Regions from separate parts of the Mus musculus genome. Here region 1 is linked to region 2. A link is a loop called in an ENCODE intact Hi-C map of the cell type or tissue named here. Cell type or tissue: heart. All regions are shown on one strand.

The links. A loop is a pair of places that touch in the nucleus more often than their neighbours do. Peaks named below come from ENCODE experiments on the same cell type or tissue, not always from the same donor. Only the 100,000 strongest peaks of a DNase experiment are listed, where the experiment ranks them.
Region 1: it touches region 2 in a loop (9-fold over the local background); 5 of 42 quality-filtered maps call a loop at or near these places.

What each region holds. Positions count from the first base shown.
Region 1 is chr8:91,133,199-91,135,698 of GRCm38, forward strand. Aktip (thymoma viral proto-oncogene 1 interacting protein) reads right to left here and starts at 829. Exons shown (of 10, transcript NM_001302266.1): 1 at 702-829. In heart, a CTCF peak has its summit at 1,194; DNase peaks (open chromatin) are centred at 1,003 and 1,653; H3K4me3 peaks cover 1,566 bases; H3K27ac peaks cover 1,366 bases.
Region 2 is chr8:91,068,594-91,071,093 of GRCm38, forward strand. It overlaps Rbl2 (RB transcriptional corepressor like 2), which reads left to right and starts at 1,464. Exons shown (of 22, transcript NM_011250.4): 1 at 1,464-1,813. The coding sequence starts at 1,583. In heart, no CTCF peak of the experiment used is centred here; DNase peaks (open chromatin) are centred at 1,458 and 2,128; H3K4me3 peaks cover 2,058 bases; H3K27ac peaks cover 1,609 bases.

The DNA.
Region 1 (2,500 bases), 65 kb after region 2:
AGACTTCCTGCTCCTCTGACTCTTAAAAAAAAAAAATGATTGCATGCATTTACACAGCTGAGCGAAGTCTGCATCTTCACCTATGCGACAGTGAGTATACCGCAGAGGGCCAATGAGACCTAGCTACCATCGTTCTTCTGTGACACAGAGCTAACTAATGTTATCACCCCAAAAAGGGTTTACGAAATTCCACATTAAGAGGCCACCAGACAGGACCGAGGAAAAGTAAACAGCCCGGGCCTCCGACAGCCCGGCTGGCTGGGCAGCTAGCTGGGCCGGGCACCCTGGCCCGGGGCACAATCCCATTTCGGAGCACGTAGAGAATCTGGACAAACCTGTCCCGAGGTGATGTAAGGCTGGTGCCCGGCCCTAGCCTGGAAGCGAGTTGGAGGCTGGCTGGGCCCGCTAGTCTGCAGCCGAGGCCGAGAGCCTGGGGCTTCATGTCAGCCCCTCGCCAGACAGACGGGACCCAGCGCAGGAGGGGCAGACCAAGCGGAGCAGAGCGCCACCAACCCTGCCGCCCTCTTCCTCGGGTGCAGCAGGTGCCTGCAGCGCACAGGTGCGGCCCCGCCCCCGTGTCCCCGCGCGGCCGCCGTCGCCCCGGTCCCTAGCGCACCCCAGGGAACCGAACGCCGGGCCGCGGACACAAACCCTCTGTCCTGACGACTCGGTAGCCACCAGCCCAGAGGTGAGACGCTTACCTGGATGCCCTCGGTGCGGAGCGCTGGGGGCCGAGCGCCACCGCGGGCCAACAGCATCTCCGGCTGTCCTGCAGCCCGGCCCCTGCCGCTCCTCTCCCGCAGAGCCCCGCCCCGCCCTGCCCTCAGCGGGACACGCCCTGGACACGCCCTAGACTGGGCGCTTCCGCTCGGATACCCATGCCGAATGGCTCTCTCTCGCCGTCCATCAAAAACGTACTTCCGGGAGGTGTTGGGGCTTGGAGCTCCGTCCTGCCAATCAAGTTAGCGCCGCTCGGGTGGGGCCGCGCTCGTACCTCCCCCTTACGTAACAGCGCCCAGGGACGAGCTGTCAGTCAAAGAAGCTTCAATCCCTGGGGAGGCTGGGACGAGAAACAAACAGGCACCAGGCCGCCATTGGACGTGGCGTGTGTCAGTCACCATGGATACCCACCCAGAGGTTTATGCGGCAGCCACTATAGCCAGTCTCCGGCAGTGATTGCTGCTAGCTCTTGGCTCCGCCAAGCGTCAGCCGGTATCCAGGCCTGGACTCTGAGCCACTGGCTGGAGAGGGAGGTCTGCAGCTCCCTGGTGGGAGTGATGGGATTTATTAATCAACTTGCTTAGGAGACAATAAGTGACACAGAGTAGAATTTAGCTGAGGTAGTGCTACCTTTACAATAAATCCAAAGTTATCAGGCTTGTTAGAAAGAATTCTGTAAATGTTTCTTCCCGGGGATTGATGTGCATTAGGTTCCATTCCCATAACCAAAAAAAAGACAACCCTGATTTACAACCAGCCATTAAACACATTAGCGTATCAAAGAACGTGTCTCTAACGGATACAAGCATCCTGAAGTTCTGGCCTGACATAAAGCCCCGTTTCTCTGGAGAAAAGCATAATTCTGCCCAGTGGCCAAGATGACCCTCTGTAACGACTATTATCGAACAACACTGATGTACTTAAGAAATAATTCTGGCGCCGGGCAGTGGTGGCGCGCACGCCTTTAATCCCAGCACTTGGTAGGCAGTGGTAGGCAGATTTCCGAGTTCTAGGCCAGCCTGGTCTACAGAGTTCCAGGACAGCCAGGGCTACACAGAAAAACCCTGTCTTGAACCCCCCCCCCCAAAAAAAAAAAAAAAGAAGGAAGGAAGGAAGGAAGGAAGGAAGGAAGGAAGGAAGGAAGGAAGGAAGGAAGAAATCTGGCAATATTTGGCTGTGTAAATCTTAAATGGCCAGACTTGCAGCCTACAGTCTCTGTTTCTACTGTGGCCTGCATCCCTTAGTCCCTACTTGTTACAAGATATGTCTGGCCCCTACTCTAATTTTTCCCCGCCCGGGAAACATGCTGCCTTTCTCCCTAGAAGCCCTTCCCCATGTAACTCAGCCATTTTGGTTACCTGCTCCTTTCAGTTTACCCCTTACTCTCTTAGCCAGTCTCTTAGACCAAGCTGCCTCTCTTGGTTGGCAGCTCCCCTTCTAGCTCTCTGTTTCCACATCTCCTCAGGTGGCGCAGCTCAGTCTGGGGATGTTCACTCTCCCAGATGTCTCTGCCTCTGTCTCTGCACCCCCTTTTATCTGCCATAAACTTTGTCCTTCACCATACCTAACAGCAGTCGCTTCCTTTCCTTTTTTGTCATTCAAGAGGCAGGGCGTCAGGGGAGCTTGCCTCTAGTCAGCCCCTCCACAGATCTGTCAGGGGCTTGAGAACCAGGGAACCGGTGTCACAAAGGTCTCTAGCACCGAAGTTGGAGGCCCTCTCCCATGGCGGCGTGTAGCCCGCTCCCACCTAGTTCTTGCGTGTCGCTCTCACTTTGACCTG
Region 2 (2,500 bases):
CCCCCCCCACCCCTCCACCTCCCCACACACCTCCACGCCCCCCCCACCCCACCCCCCGCTGCTGAGATTACAAGCCAACCCTCCATTCCTGGCTTTTAACACCTGCTCCCGCAACACATGTGAGTTATACAGGTTGATCTCAGGTGAGGGATTTTTTTTTTGCCACTGAGAATCTCCCCAGCCCTTTTCAATCAATGTGTTTATCTCCACTAGATTCTCTTCACCACTTAAGCCCATGCAATGTGCCTTAAAAGTTTCTTTTCCGTGAGCAAATTCTTTGAAATTCCCTTCATATCTAAGCTTAGTTAGAGATTCGGTAGCTTTAACACCTCAAATCATAAATATAGGAAAGTTTCAAGCCCGGGGACAAAAGGCTGAGGTGCCTATTTAACATATCAAAGAGGACCTGGCTGCTCTGTTCTCCTGGTAGCCCTCAACCTCTACCTGTTACCATAGCCAGCCCCCTACCCAAAACTCTCCAGCTCAAGGGGTGGGCTGTGCTTTCCTATATAATCCAGACATTTTAGTTTCTAGCTCGGTGTACCTTTGGGCCTTCTAGCTGCTGCACCTGGTTCCCCTCTCTCCCCTCTCTCCCTTCACCTCCCGCGCCCCCTCCCCGCACTCTCCTCCCTCAGGTGGCTCAGGGTCATGTCCACTCTGGACTCACTCAGATGTCCCTGCTCTACGCTCTTCCTTTTATCTGTAAGAAACTTTAGCCGTATCTAGGAGCAGTTATGTGATAGCTAATATACATTTTAAGTTATTCTTGAAAACACATTCATGATTATTTGTGTGATTGAGGGTTGAGGGTTGAGGGTTTTTTATTTTGTTTTTGTTTGGTGAAGTGAGATCAATTCTTAGCTCAATATACCTTTGCCATTGATAGCGTTGACATAGGAGTGTCACTTGAGGAATCCTCTCTGTTGGATTGACCTGTGGGTCTTGCCTAGGGAGGTGGCGGCCGCGGGGGTGGCGTTGTATTAAGAAAGTAGCTGATAAAGCAACGGGGAGCTAAGTCAGTAAGCAGCGTCCTGCTTTAACCTCCGTCAATGATGAACTGTAAAGACTAAAATGAAATAAGCCCTTTCCTCTCCGAGTTGGTTACAGTCCGTGTTTATCTCAGCAACAGAGACTAGAAAGGGCAGGCAAACTATTATCTTTACTTTGGACCTTTTAGCTTTACTATCTGAGGACCTCTAGGTGAGGATGTGTGTAAAGGGCTTATATACTAAATCCTGTCGATATTTCTTGGTCTTTTTCTCTTCAAACGAGCCTTCTGAATGGTCTCACTATTGAGAGATGCTTTTTAAAACGGTAGAGGACGTGTCCATTCACCCCTAAATGATGCACAGCTCGTTTTTTGCTTTCTTCTTCCATGACTTTTGGTCTCCCTGAGATCCCGGCCGAGACTACATTTCCCAGCAGGCCGTGCTCAGACCTACGGGTGCCCGCATGGGACTGAGGAACTTTGGGGGCGGCACAGTAGCAGGACAGGCTGCTGACGGGCCGGCGCTTCGCGGTTTGAATGGCTGCGGGCCCGGGCCCTGAGCGCATCTGAAGAGCCGCGGCCTCGGGGTGCGCCATGGCATCTGGAGGCAACCAGTCGCCACCGCCTCCTCCAGCTGCTGCAGCCAGCTCGGAGGAAGAGGAGGAGGATGGCGACGCCGCGGATCGCGCGCAGCCCGCGGGGTCCCCGAGCCATCAGATCCAGCAGCGGTTCGAGGAGCTGTGCAGCCGCCTCAACATGGACGAGGCGGCGCGCGCCGAGGCCTGGAGCAGCTACCGCAGCATGAGCGAGAGCTACACGCTGGAGGTGCGTGCTCAGATCCTCCGTGGAGATCGGGGACTCGGGGTGGCCCTAGGATCACTTGGTCGTTTGCCCCGCACCATTGCCTCCCCCTGGCTTTGCGGCCGTCAGAGGAAACTCATTAAGTTTCAGGCTTGCTTACGTGTGAGAATGGCTTAGGATTTATTGTCCCCCACCCCCCGGGCAGATGAAAAGCGGGTGTAGACACACAACATTTGTTGCTGAACTTGGGCACTCTTTTTGGCTGTCATCCAGGTGTAGGCTTGTTATGTTCCGTTCTTGGGACGGGGCTTTGCAGTTGACGAAAATGGCTATTCGGGCTAGTGCCTGTCAACTCTGCAGGCACCTCCCCTGTATGGGCCAATGGGAAGTGACACGGAAGTCCGGATTGTTTTTCAGCTGCCTGTGCGTATGACCCTTTGATTTTATATATGGAAGCTTATCGAAGTAGCAGAGCAAAGAGGCCCCCGACCCGAAGGCTAAGCAAGGTGTTATTTAACTATGATATGGATGTACTTGTGCCATTCTTCTGAGTCGGTTTATTTCTATTTTTTTAAAAATCGACACACATCGAATTCCCCTCTCTCCATTTGTTACACTCACAAAAAAAAGAAACATGGCAGCTTTAGACCTGTGTCTGAGTGACTCTGGACAAGTTTTTAACCACAGTGAAACTCAGTTATGTTGTGTGAG